Linked DNA regions of Mus musculus: all the other regions are linked to region 2. The links are chromatin loops, found by intact Hi-C in ENCODE. Cell type or tissue: heart. All regions are shown on one strand.

Region 1 (5,000 bases), 820 kb after region 2:
TTTGGATTTACTGGTCATAAAAGCTATGCATATCTTACATAAGGCTCTCATTTTAGGCCTCTTTGGTCTGTGTCCTAACAGATAAATCCAAATACAAGAAATATAGGTGAGAACTAACAGATGGCAACTTACTTGTCATAAATATTATTACTTGTCATATATATTATAAAGACTCATTTTTAGGCAACTTTGGGCTGCAGAGTGGATAATGAATGGCTTCTCAAAGGGAAGTTTTATTAATTAAACTACTTTCTTTATTGGTAATATTAAAAACAGTTTGTTATCATCTTTAATTATTTTGGTATTCCGAATTTAACCAACTGACATTTTGTAACTTGAAGCTCTTGAGTTTCTTGAATTATTAATTGTATATATACATTTTATCCATTTTCACAACTGTGGGGATTACAAATCAATAATTTTTAATATGTTAGCATGAAAATACAGATCATTACTTTCTCGACATGAACCAGGTACTTTAAGTTTGTCATTTTCGTATTTGCCCATTATAAACTCAGGCAGATCTAAGAATTGAGTAAAGTTTTCATCTTTGGATCATATGTAGATTTTCCTCTTTCCCAGATCTGAGGGGATACATCAGCAAGTAAGCATGGGTTATTTTCCCGTAGAGAGAATCTATAAAAATAAATTAATAAAACTGACAAAACAAATGAATAAACAAAAAAACACAGTTTCTCACACCTGGGAAGGAGCTGTTTTTCTTATGTTTCAATGAGGAAAGCCATCTCTCCTGCAGATAGAGGCAGTTATCACGGCTGTGGTGCTAAAATGAAGTCATCAGACTGCTTAAAACATTGGGAGAAAATTAAAGAACTTTCTATTTTAAAATCTCCCCATGAGGTTTCTGTTTTGTCTTGTTTGTCAAATCACATCTAAAATATTTTGAATTGAATGTGTCTTTGATCGCAATGATACAATCCAAGAAATGTGACCACACTTAAATTCACCTTGATGGTGTCCCTGTGATCTTGTACTTTATGAAATTTTTAAATTTGTAAGACACCTGCAAAAATGAAAATAAAAGTACCTTTAATATTTAAAGAGTGCGACAATTTATTTTTCCCCATAAAAAATACACTAACTAGCTAAAAGTGAAACTTGTTTTATTCGCCAAAAGGTTGTTTTACTTATATAAAGTTGTGTTTGAAAGGGTCCGATCTGATATTCTAACATGTTTGAATTCCTAACATTGATGGCTAAAGGGGAAAACCAAAACCAAAACACCCAGAAATATAGCTGACTACAATTTTCTTATACATTAAGCAATATTTTACATAATTCTCAAGGAAAGTAATTTGATACTTTGTATCACACTATCGGGGTCTATGACAGATGATCAGTATTTTGTAGGTGATTTCTAAAAAGACGAGACTGCTTTAGGTGACAGTGTGAGTGGTTTACCTAATTGGATATTGATTATTCCCCCAAAAGCTTCTGTGCTGAATGCGTGGCCAGGATAATGCTGATGCTAAGTGTTCAGGTCACAGAAATGTGCCCTCTTATGTGTCCCGAGCTGAGCAGCAGCAGCACCGGGCTCCATGTCTCCTGTCAAGGAAGTGAACAGTTTCCTCTGGTACAGGCTTCCGACCACGCCACTCGACCCCAAAGCCTGCAGACTGCCGGTTCTTGAGACGGAACATCAAATGCGCTGGGACAAAATAAAATGTTCTTCCTTGTAAGTTAATTATCACAAGGGTTGCACTACAGCTATGCACAACTGTTTGTCACACAGGTATCTAAATACGAGTATAAATCTTTCTGCCATGCAGGTATCAGAGTTTCTCTTATCTATTTCATTTTGATGAATCGAGAGTTTCAATGTTCTTTCACATTGTCTTTACTCAAGCAACATTAAAAAAAAAAAAAAAAAAAAAGCCAAGCCACCTCTATCAGCTGGTTTAGACCTCCCTCTAGTGGCAGACTCAATTTTGAATAGAATCGCATTTGAAATCGTTGAATGATTTTCTTGGTAATCGAAATAAATCGTTAAATGTCAGGCTACTAGAAAACAAAGCTTAAGCAGGAAACTGGAGGCATTTGTTGTTGTTGTTGTTGTTTTATTGATAATGGAGAGGTTTTCTGTTACCATTACCGTTTGATTGAATCTGTTCAACAAAAATAGACATCGAAACAAATGTACGTGCAAATACAACGAATTGAAATACAAAAAATTAATAATAATTTACTAATGACGGGTCTTGCATTAAGACCAAGCAGCAGGGAAACAGATCAATGGTATTATTAAATAGGTTCCACTTTGAAATCTCCCATATCAATAAAGAATAAACAGCAGTGACACCACCGAATAAAGCCACAAGGAAGAGATTACTCATCTTTACTTTTTATACACTATATATGTTAATCATTCTGTCTTTATTTCCTCTGATGAAAGTGAATTCAGGGAAGTCACAAAAAAATGGTTATTTCAGCTAAAGGCTCGTAATAACAGACTTGAGTCTGGCTAATGCCCTGTTAACAGTGATTTTTAAAATGGGGGTAGGTTATGGGGTTCTGCCCCTCCACCCCACACCCCAGTGGAAATGGAACTCAGACTCTACAATGGTTGACATTCACTGTCCAGTGTTGGCTATTTGAATGAACATGTAGTTTTTAGTAAAGTGTGTGTATATGCATGTGTGTTTGTGTGTGTGTGTGTTTCTTGGTCCACAGGCAACAAAATTAGGTAATGGTTTTCATAATATAAATTGTTAAAATCATTGCATTTGACTCTTGTAAACAGTTTGGCTTTGTTTTCTTTTGAAACAGGTTGAGCCATCACAGTGCTTCTGTAAGGAGAGAGAGAGGGTGTCACATCCCTGATGGCCTTTAAAGGTCATTTTGGGCTCCAGGTTTAATCACATGATCAGAGGCAGGTGTTCAGCTTTAAGGTTTGACAGACTTGAAGGAGAAGCATGTCGAAGCATGAAACACACTTCTAAGGAACATATTGATTGACCATTACAATTCAAAAAACCGTATAAATGGTGAAATGGTAAAATACAAACAGTACTTGGAATTGTTCAGTTTGCACTCGAGACTCCATGAACCATATATTTTATTTTTTTAAAAAATCATATTTATATCCATTTACAGAAGACTTACACATTTAAAAAGAAATGGTACACAGCAATACATAAATGCCTATTATATTACAACATGAAGAAAAACAAGTGGTTCCATCTCATAAAGGCATCAGACGTACGGAAGTTATGACGTAGATGATGCTCTTATATCAGATAACTTAAGCATTTTTATTACAATCATAGTAAACTAATCAGACTCAATACCCAACTCCCCCCAGAGTCACATATTTAATGTTTGGTAAACCGTTACTTATATTATTCCCTTAGGATTCAGTCTTCACAAAGGCTTCTCCATTTGTCTTCCTAGGTGGTAGTGCACTTTAGGTCGTGTAGACTGAAAAGATGACATCTGAAAGGGGACATACAGCATGAGCTCACTGTCAACTCCCAGCCAATAGACCCCACACCTTTGCACTGGCAGATATCTCCATGCAGCTTGTATAGGCCTGTCCTAGAACCCCAGCACAAGGAACGGTATGGAGGATGTAACTTAGAGTAGATGGTGTGACATTTACTAGTCTCCACTTACTTATTTACTTATTTATATTTTCAGGAGCATGAAGTAGACCTTATTCAACTTCAGGGAAAATATGGGTGTACTATAAGTGGTATAAAATGTCAGCATGCCTTCTCAAGTTTCTTTAGGTTGCTAATTTTTAAATTGGGTGGAGTTGGCATATTCCATAGGATAGATTTATATTCTAGTTCATATATTTTAGAGTTTTAAAAAATGATGCTTTTCTTTGATCATTATAGAACATAAAACAGCATATTTGATGTCTCTGTATGAGCAGTATGTATTACACTATAGATTCCAGCCATGACATCACATAGAAACAAATCTCACATTACTATTACTGACACAACAGACTAATATAAAGTATACTTAGGCTTACTTTTCATAATGACCATTTTAATTTCTCACTAAAATAAAATAAATATTGTCTTTTATTATCTTGTTAATATTTTTATTCCTTTTAGTGGTTAAAACTAAAAAAAATATGAACTAGAATAACATGCAGGAAAAAAATTGCAAATAGTTCAAGATAAATTCTACTCATGAGTCTAGAGCTAAGCAGCAAGCACTACTGAACATATTAGTCATTTATGAGCTAGTAAATTATTAAGTTTCTGAGAAAATTATTATGCTATGTGTTGGATGTTATAAACAGTGTTATGAAAAGTCTCTTATTTTAGCTAAATGATTATATATTGCAGGCCATGACTAATGAGACCAAATTTTGTATCACAAAATGTTTGTCTCATTGTACCATTTTGAGAAATTAAAGTATTTGTCTGAGTGCTTTTTTTTTGTTTTCTGCTTTCTTAATTAGTGACCCACGGAAGGCAGCATGTCAGCCTCTTTGTTCGTCTCCCAAGAGCCATGATGTGTTGTACATCGATGTTGATCCAAGGCTGTTTACTCATAGTAAAAAGCACAGGCAGACTGCTGCTCTACCCTTTCCTTCTCCCATCTCTGGGCACAATAGAGTTGAAAACTATTTTCTTTCAAATATCAGCTCATTGAATATGATAGAATAGTTTGGTATATCCAAAATTTAGGTTAATATATTTTTCACCCATTTAAAGTTTATAAATCTAGGAAACCAGTTTTACATATATGGAATATTTACTATAAAATTTCATGTTGTATTGATATAGCAATATTTCCCACCGATTAGCATTTTCTCATAAATATTATATCTTATATGTGTATAATGAAGTTTCATGCTATTTCTACTCCTAATTCTTATAATTTTTTCTATATTATACTTCCCAGGTTCTTAAAATTTATACTTGATTTCAGCAAATATAAATCATAGTGATAGGAAATAAGATGTTGTGATTTGTATAATTTTATATTCAACTTTGTTGTTAATATTAATCCACATCTAA
Region 2 (5,000 bases):
TTATGTGACTCATCTGTGGTTGCTTTCATAGGTATTGGAAGTCAAAGATTGCTTTGCAGAAGGTGAGCAGAGAAGAGGGAGAGATGGGGAGAGATTTACTGATGGGTACCAAGTTGCAATCAAGTCGTGTCTTCCATATAGGAAAGTGTCCACAGACAGTGTTTCTACACTGCATTCTCAAAAAGACTCAACACAGGACTTTAAAGTTTTTCACCCATGAGAAGTAACAAATGTTTGAGGCAGGCATGTTTAACCTTATGCAACAGACACATGTAATGATATGAAGAATATCTCATAGATAGGTATAACCCTTGTGTCTTTATGCATCAATCAAAAGCAAATTAAACAAAACCAGTAAGTAACCAGCTATATCCCTCTACTTTCAAAAAGAATAAAGAATAACTAACTGGTATATTTTTATGGTATCTTGTGAGTTATTTTTAGTAATGAAAAATATCTTTTCCCTCTCATCCATCTCCTTACCATAAACAATAAACAAGAATGTTTTCAAGAACTCCTGAGATGTAGGGTTGAGGCAACACTGAAGTAAGTACCAACATGAACTAATGCACACATCTCCTCCAAACTGGATGCTGTCTCTACTCTTTTTTACTACACATCACACAGAAATAAAAATTAAAATTAAAATTAAGCAGTTATTCCTACCTTTTTTTCTAGAAGGAGAACATTTTTTTGAAACCAGAAGAACTAGAATATAATTATTTACATGATTGTCTTGTATTTAAAAATGTAAGAAAAATAATTCTAAAGTTGGGTCTCCTTTAGACAGGAAAACATCTGGGTCTTGCTCTAATGGAGTTATAATTGCACACTAATTCTGCACACGTAATTCCAGAAGCTACTTTACAACAGTTCTAATTGGTTACAATTCATTCCCTACTTGATTAATAAAAGCATTAACATTTTTATTGGTTTGGGAGATGTTAAGAGTAAAATAAACAGAAAGTTAGGGGTTGCATTGTTAAAATTACATAGCTTAGTAAGGAGAGTTATGTGACATTATATTGATGTATTGATCTCTGACATGACACAATTAGGTAGGTTCATCTTCACAAGGAAAAGTAACCATTGTAAAATTACCAGTGTCAGTATGTCTGGAAAGATACCCCAGTCACACTGTAACAGTCTCAAGTTTTTCAAACCTTGAAGATATTATTTTAAAAACGAAGAGGAAAGAATATTTGTATCTTCATATCTTAGGTCAAAGAATCAACATGGACTGCTCTTAACGATGTGTATGTCAGTAAAGAGCTATTGTGTTAAATGAAACTTTTGTCTATGTTCATTCATGTGTCTGTTAGCCCTGACTTTATTAGTTCAACAAATGTTTCTTTATTATTACATATACATACTAGACATAGCTTATATTTCTGTAGACTATTTTTGTCAACCACTTCGGTAGGCATCGGATTCTTGGGCCGATAGTGTTTTAATTGTGGTCTTCCCTTGATCAGTCCAGGATTGATATGCATGAGATCATTTTCACGACTTACAGCCTTATCCAACTCAAATCATTACTAACGCAGTTTTCTCCTGTGAGCTTCAGAAGTGCTCATTATATTCCTAATAAATGGTTGGTCTTTCCCACAGATGCGTCAGCGTTGTCGAGCTGAGTGCGTAATGTTCCTCCCCTCAACCTTATTCCACTTTCTGCAATTGTCTCCTTTCCTACAAATATAGAAATATAACCCAACGTGGACATTTGTTCTCTCTCACTCTTTCTACTCCATACACCTAAAGTTCTGATGCTAGTTTTATGAAAAGACATTGAAAGAGCTGAAGGTTTTGTTTAGCATCAGTGAAGTGAGGCTCGTGTGTGGCATTTTCTTCAGTTTTCTAAAAGTGTGGAGTGTCTCACAAACTCTCATCTGGTCAGTGGTTTGCTGAAAAACCCAACCCCTAGCACCAAAGCCAGTCAGCTCTACTCTTCATGATCATCACCTTTTCTAACACCCTGTTTTCCGTCAGAGGATCACCCCCGTGTAACAGAGAAACTAAGTTCTTCAGAGAAACCTGTTGTGGTTGTCACAGGTGAGCATGTGTGGAAGAGGATAGGTGGATGACGATATAAACATGACTTCATTCAGGTCCTTGGAGTAACATTAGATCTGAAGAATAAGTTGGCACATTTTAAATCAGTTGTTTAATTTCTCACTCAATGTGGTGAGTTGACCTCTAGGGGGCAGTCTCATCATAGGCGTTTCGGAAAATTCACTTCAGTACATTACCCGGGGTTGTTTTGAATCTTGTGTAGATCACAATTGTGAATCTATCATGTAATTAATCTTTATCTTTATACACTTTAATATAACACTGTATTCATAGAATGTAAAACATACATTTTTCAGGAAAAGCACGAATCCTAACAGTAGTGTGCATCCATACTCAATACACTCTATGTAGATAACCTTATTAATAACAGAATTTCACCATATAACATATATCCACTCTAAAGCTGAGCTAGGAGGGATCAAAACCCTTTCTGTGCATATCATAGTGCACATCCTATATTCACTGGGAATATTTGATGTTCTTTGTAAATAACAGCAAGTCTGGTTAATGTTTATCAAAAACAAAAGCCAAGTTTCACAAAGGAAAATATTTGCCTAGCTGGGTACTAGATAGTGTATATTTTATCTTTTTAGGATTTTGATAAAACACCCTTCAATTGCCAAAAGGCTGGTTACATGTTTTTGGAAGGTGCTTTCTCTTCAGGTGGCAGGTGCACTGGAAGGCAATATTCCCAGGTATGTAATAGTTTGATTAACATAGAACAAAGAGAAACGCGTGAGGACCGGCCTGTGTGCTTAATTTTTGGGTTCTCTGTGTATTGGCTGTAATCTGATAAACAGGAGTTGTGTCCAAGAATTAGGAATCCATTGCTGCTTTATGCTCTTAAGGTTTGGGGGGTGGGGAACATCTTGTATCATTTATCATTCACACAGTGAGTTGTTTTACAGCATCCGGGACTGTGATAGGCTCCCGAGACGGAACTTCAGCGACACAGAGCAACTCCACGTAGTGCTAATGCTGCGTGAGAAACTCTGTCACGTGGTTTTCACCCTGGATACTTGGGAGCACAGAGAAACTGCAACTAACCCAGTGGCAGGGGCCAGGGGTATCCTTGAAGACGGGCATGCAGGATTACAATGAAAGAGAAGGAGATAGCCACGAGGTGGAGACAGAAAGGGAGAAGGGTGCTGTAAACAGAAAAGGGCATCAAGAAGTCAGAGAGGGAAGGTGGGGAAGGCTTCATAAGACACTGGTGTGGGAACACGCAGAGGCAGCATCTAGGTCAGTGTGCAGGCAGAGCCTAGAAACATGAAGCTAAGCAAAGAACATAAAATGCCTCAGAGAGTACATTTTATTCACTAAAACTTTACTGTAAAGTGTCATGGAGTTTTTGAGACCTTAGAAAGATTCAACTCCTTGTCCTAAAACTCCGTGCAAACTCTGTGACCCATTTATTTTCGGGATCTTCCTCGATCTCTGTGTATGTGAGATTCAGTGTTATGTCTGATAAGCTTTACTTTAAAGTAAATGTTTACATATGTTTTCAAAAGTCACCTTCATAAAAATAAAGATCTGAAGTTATTTCATTCCAGGAATTTTGTTGGATACATTTTGTAATTGGTTTACCCTGATATTCTTTAAACATTGGGTATAAAGGTGACGTTGTGATGTGAAGGGGTTGCAGACTAGGCATCCTGCTTTGAACCACAGTTTCTTGAGAAGTTTAATTGTGTAGCCTAGGCTGTCCTCAAACTCATAATCCTCCTGCATCTGCCTCCTTCAGAAAATCCTACCTGCGTGCATACCTACATACCTGGCAACTCTGTTGTTTATATTGCTAAAGCAACGAACTAACATCAATATAGATGCAGTATCATTTTTGTGAAACTAAGTGATTATTAGAAGCACAATCAATTCTTTGAAGGTTACTTAAAGAAAAACAATGAACAATTTAAAAATCATATTACAGCTCTTATACATAGGAGCTGATGATTTATTGTTTTGTCTGAGAATGAGAGAAAGCCCAGAAGAATATGGAAGGAGGCAACAGAACTATAAAAAAGATATTATCAATTTTATGGGAATTTTGTGGTCACAAAACCCACAAGACTAACTATTTGGATAAACTGGATAAGGGAATAGGTTGAACTACCCTCTTCAGTTTTTATGATAAAATACAAAGAAGACTCCCCAATGTTACTCTTCCTGAATGATACATAACCCCCTGATTTCTTACCTCTTTCTAAATGTTTCATAACTTTGAAAATCAGAGAAATCATGTAAAGTTGGAACTTTCTTTTTAATAAATAGGAAACTGAGTTTCTCAGCCTCCCTATGCTGTGACCCTATAATGCTGTCCCTCATGCTGTGGAGACCCCCACCATAAAATCACTTTTGTTCTGCTTCATACCTGTAATTTGGCTGTTGTTATGAACTGTACATATCTGATATGCCATGTATCTAAAGTGTGACCCTCTTCATAAAAGGAGGTCATTTTTGACCTCCCAAAGGGGCCACGACCCCAGATTAAGAGCCACTGCCTTAGGTAACCTTCAACTTTAAGCCTTTGTACATGTATTTCTTTAGTTCTCATGGTCCTCTTCCAGAACCTCATGTGTGCCTGGCTCTCTTACCTCCCTACACACTTTGCTTAAAAACTCTATTTCTTTTTTCCATGAACCCTTGTCTTCAAATCTCTACTTAATAAGATGGCTTACTCCCTCTGAACTCCGTTATTCTGTCTCACCTTTTTTCTTTAGGACTTGTGCATAAAGTACTATATAATGTACTCTTTATTTTATGCATTATTTTTTGCCAGTTTCCACACATTAGAATATAAATGTCTCAGATAGAAGTATTATTTTGTAGATGCATTTTACCAGTGTGGAAGAGTGATGGCTGAAGAGAGTGTGCACACACATAATTAAAAAAAAAAAAGAACATTTCAAACAATGGGAACTTTGCTT
Region 3 (5,000 bases), 300 kb after region 2:
ATGGAGGCGAACTTGAAAAGATTTCTAATCTTGGGTATTGATGCTTTATTTGGAGATGAGAAGCTGTCTCCCTCATCATTTCAACATGTCAATTGGATTGTCTTTCTTATGTATTTCGAAGCTTCAACTGTAATGGGTTTCCAAACAACCCCTCAAATGGCTCACAATTAAGTTGTCCCTCCTTGTCTTCCTCTCTCTCCCCTCCCCCCAATTTGACCATCTTGTTCCAGCACCCCTTCCTATCCATCTATAACTATCTATGAACTATCTATTCATCTTCCAAGGGAAATCTCTTCCTTCTAATCCCTTACTCTGTACATACTCTCTTTGGCTTTATGGATTATAGATTTCTTAACAGATAACATCAACAGATGAGTGAATACATACCGTATTTGCCTTTCTGGATCTGGGTTACCTCATTCAGGATGATTTTTTTTTCAAGCTCTATCCATTTACCTGTGAGATTTGTAATTTTAATTTAATTCGTAATTTTTTCATAGATAAATAATATTCATTTGTATAAATGTACCATACTTTTTAATCCATTTATCCATTGATGGTTGTTTAGATGGCTTACAATTTCTGGACATCATGACTTATACAAACACCAATAAACATGTTTGTATAAGTGGCTCTGTAGTTGAAGGAAATGTCCCTTGGGTATATGTCCTTTTGGGTTAAGCTGTACAATGAGGTAGATTAATTCCCATCTTCCTGAGGAACTGCCATGCTGATTTCCATAGCAACTATACAAGTCTACACTTCTACTAGCAATGGATGTGTGCTCCCCTTACTCTACATCCTTGCCAATCTAATCTTATTTGTTTTACTGATCATGGCCATTCTGACGTAGGTAAAATGAAATCTCAACATAGTTTTTGATTTGCATTTCCCTGATGACTAACAATGTTGAACATTTGGGGTTCTCATTCATTCTTGTATTATCTTTTGATATTTCTGTTTATATCTGTACCCCACTTTTAATTGGGTTATTTGTTTTCTTGATGACCAGGTTTTTTGTTTGTTTGTTTGTTTGGTGAGTTGGTTGGTTCTTTAGTCCTGTATAAGATGTGTAGTTGGAAAAATGTTTTTCCATTCTGTAGGCTGCAGCTTTGTCTAATAATGGTGTCCTTTGCCATGCAGAATCTTCATGGTTTCATGAGGTTTCATTTATTATTTATCTAAATGTCTGTGCTAAAGGTATTTTGTTTAGAAATTATTTTCCTGTGCCAATGGGTTCAAAGCTATTTCTGATTTTCTCTTCTATCAGATGAAATGTATCTGGTCTTATGTTAAGGTCTTTGATACATTGAGGTTGTGTTTGATAAAGTATGATTGATGATAAGTTTATCTCTATGTGCGCTCTTCTACATGAAACCACCCAGTTTGACCAGCACCATTTGGACAAGATGCTGTCCTTTTTCAGCATGCATTTCTGGATTCTTCATCCAAAATCAGATGACCATAGGTGTGGGGACTTATTTCTGGGTCTTCAGCTCAGTTCCATTGACCGACTTGTCTGTCTTTGTACCAACATCATGCAGATTTTGTTACTATAGTTACTATAGATCTATAGTATAATTTGAGATTAGGGTGGTGATGATCTCCAGCAGGATTATTTCATTAGCTGTCCTGTTTTGTTGTTGTTGTTGTTTCCATGTAAAGCAGAAATTGTCCTTTCAAGATCTATGAAGAATTGTATTGGAATTTTGATAAGAATTGCATTGAATCTGTAGATCACTTTTGGTTGGATGGACATTTTTACTATTTTAATTTTATTAACTTTGAGCATGGGAAATCTTTCCATCCTCTGTTATCTTCTTCAATGTCTTTTTTCAATGTGTTTAAGTTTTTAATCATACAAGTCTTTCACTTGAGGTTATTGCAAAAGGTATTGTTTCTCTGATTTCTTTCTTAGTTCATTCCTCATTTGTAGATAGTAACATTACTGATTTTTGTGAATTATTCTTTCCCCAGCCACTTTGCTAGTAAGGTTCATGAGCTGTAGAAGGTTCCCAGTGAAAATTTTAGTGTCACTTATGTATACTATCATACCATCTGTGCATAAAGACATTTGAGTTCTCTTAACAATTGTACTCACTTAATCTCCTTCAGTTCTTTTCCTGATCTAGGTTATACATCAGATGCTATATTGTCATTAGGTACAGAGAGGGGGCAACCTTATTTTGGTCCTGATTTTAGTATAAATACTTTGTGTTTTTCTCCTTAAGTTGGTGTTGAGTATAGGCTTGCTGTAGCTGTGTTTATTATATTAAGGAATGTACATTGTATCCCTAATCTATCCAGGACTTTTATTGTGAGGGGATGTTAGACTTTGTCAAGGAGAATCTTTCTTTCTAAATGAAAGAGACATTGGGTTATCCATGCCTACTATTTATTATTTTTCCTGTCATTTAGTAATGATTGACGAGCCTTTCTTTCAAGGCACTCGTCTGCTCCCTGGTGGTTAGAGAAAATATTGCACCCTAAAGCTCACCGTTCAAGGCTCCACTAAAATGATTTTAAATTCACATTCAGCATGCATTCCTTCAAATTTTTTTAGAGAGCATGTCTTACCATAAATTAAACCATTATTCTATTTATTCTGTTGATACTCTCTAAGTGTCGCTCTGATAATATCTTATACAGAACCATTTCTATTCACATAATTTCTAGTATGATCTAAACAATTGATCTAATTGTTAAGAAATAATGCAGTAGAAAAGGAAATTTAATATTTATTTCTGGATCTGTAAGGATACTTTGCCAATGTTTGTATTTATAAGGGCAAGATTTTCTGGCTTTTGTTTGTTCTTATTTTTGTGCACCCACTGGATAAGCACATGTACCACAAGGAAGCAATGGGCCTCCTTCTGCAACGACTGGTAACATTCTCTAATTTTTCCACATAAAATTTGTTCCATTGATTTATATACTATGCATATGTGAGTGTGTGTGTACATGCACATGTTGGCTTATGTCAAGGAATGAATGTGGATATCAGAAGACAGCTTGCCAGAGTCTGCTCCTTCCTTCCTCTACATACATCCTGGGACCTGAACTCAAGTGGCCAGGCTTGACAGTGAGAGCCTTTGTGTCCCCAGCCATATTTCTCTGGCCCCCTAGTCTCTATTTTAATGCTCAGTTTCTAAGCGGAATGGGTACTGTTCAGGGTTTAACCACTATTTGGAAAGCTATCTCTTCAACTTCTGTCTTCTTCTTGTCTGCTGTGTTTTTGTTCCTTGAACACAGTCATCAATTTAGAAACCCACTATTTTCCAAGGCAACAGCAAGTTACTGAAACCTTTACCCCAGGAGCAGCGGGATAGGATTCCTGATGAGACAATGTCTACCCTCCATCTGCTTCCTCCGGGTTGCCTACAGGGTCCACATTGGGCTTTCACATCATCTTACATTTCCACACAGTTTGCAAAGTGTAAGGCATTTTAATGAATTCATTGAAGTCACTATTCATTCTCATACTGCCACACCATGGAACCCAAGAAGGGAGTTCATAACACTTTGTTTATTAGAAATGAGCTAAGGGATCAGATTTTAAGTGTCCTCAATAACTTCTCTCCCTTCTCCCAAAGGAAACTCAGTTTTCTCAAGTAAAGACTAATGGAAGGGGTTTTGCATTTCAATAACCACATAAGCTTTTACATTCCCTATGCTGCTGAGAGGCCTATGTCCCTAGTAGAAGATACTTACTTATGCCTTTAAAGCTTGCTTCATCTTAGGTATTTAGCCATCATGGAACAGACATAACAAAGTCTAAACTACTTTAAGTGCTTTACGTCATTTGCATTTCGCTTCTTAGCACTCTGTTTGGTTTGGTTATTCTGTTTCATTTTATTTATTTATTTTTTGCACTTTTTTATTAGATATTTTCTTTATTTACATTTCAAATGTTATCCCGAAAGTTCCCTATACCCTCCCCCCACCCTGTTCCCCTACACCCACTCCCACTTCTTGGCCTTGGCATTCCCCTGTACTGGGGCATATAAATTTGCAAGACCAAGGGGCCTCTCTTCCCAGTGATGGCCGACTAGGCCATCTTCTGCTACATATGCAGCTAGAGACATGAGCTCTGGGGGTACTGGTTAGTTCATATTGTTGTTCCACCTATAGGGTTGCAGATCCCTTCAGCTCCTTCAGTACTTTCTCTAGCTCCTCCATTGGGGGGGCCCTGTGTTCCATCCTATAGATGACTGTGAGCATCGACTTCTGTATTTGCCAGGCACTGGTCTAGCCTATGGATATGTATATAAAACATATAGTTAAACAAAGATATATATACATATACATGCATATATATATTACATGCATATATATGTTATTATTATTAGCAATGCTGTCTAATAAAAGACAAAAGTACCACTATCAGACTTTCCCATGCCATATTAGCAGTGAGACATGAAATATTTGTGTTATATCTTTTTGTTCAGTAGTTCCCTGAAATGGAAATGACATGGGAATGCTGTGATATATTTTCATCCAATAGGAAAATGAAATTCAGCTTTGGTTAAACCTACAATAAACAGATCATTCTCAAAGAAACACTAAGGGTCCCTCCAAAAGCATATGTCAATGTAACAGATACATTTTGGCAGGTCCAACTTCACACCTCCTACCCAGAGAGGGTCTTGTCAACTGGATCCCCACTATATCTTTCTGCCCACAAAACGGTCTAGTTCAGTAGTTTTCTGTGTCATCGGGTCTCCCCTCTAGCCCCTGGCCCATCCTATTTCTTGAGCAGCCTGGACACCTTCTCTCACTTGGAATCCATATGATCTGCGCTGAAAACTCATCTAAGTGACATAAGATGTCTACGCCAAGGAGTTACAGCAGAGTCCTAAGAGGGCTGACCAGAGATTCCATCTTAGACACGGGGCATCCTACATGAACGTCTATGTGTTGAATGCGCTGCACTTGAGATTTGTACTTGTATGGATTATAGCAATAGACCACACTATTGAGTAATCTGTTCTTTGCAGAGG

What was found. Peaks named below come from ENCODE experiments on the same cell type or tissue, not always from the same donor. Only the 100,000 strongest peaks of a DNase experiment are listed, where the experiment ranks them.
Region 1: it touches region 2 in a loop (6-fold over the local background); 8 of 42 quality-filtered maps call a loop at or near these places.
Region 3: a loop joins it to region 2, with 19 times the contacts of the local background. A loop is called at or near these places in 16 of 42 quality-filtered maps.

What each region holds. Positions count from the first base shown.
Region 1 is chr10:106,929,576-106,934,575 of GRCm38, reverse strand. It overlaps Ppfia2 (protein tyrosine phosphatase, receptor type, f polypeptide (PTPRF), interacting protein (liprin), alpha 2), which reads right to left. Exons shown (of 32, transcript NM_001205341.1): 32 at 1,108-3,453. Acss3 (acyl-CoA synthetase short-chain family member 3) reads left to right here. Exons shown (of 16, transcript NM_001142804.2): 16 at 1-1,059. Among named protein-coding and RNA genes, the nearest start is that of Acss3, 190 kb to the left of the region's middle. In heart, a CTCF peak has its summit at 1,942 (motif pointing left); no DNase peak of the experiment used is centred here; H3K4me3 peaks cover 307 bases.
Region 2 is chr10:107,744,978-107,749,977 of GRCm38, reverse strand. No RefSeq gene overlaps it. Among named protein-coding and RNA genes, the nearest start is that of Ptprq, 28 kb to the right of the region's middle. In heart, a CTCF peak has its summit at 2,200 (motif pointing right); no DNase peak of the experiment used is centred here; H3K27ac peaks cover 265 bases.
Region 3 is chr10:107,440,448-107,445,447 of GRCm38, reverse strand. No RefSeq gene overlaps it. Among named protein-coding and RNA genes, the nearest start is that of Myf5, 43 kb to the left of the region's middle. In heart, a CTCF peak has its summit at 2,471 (motif pointing left); no DNase peak of the experiment used is centred here.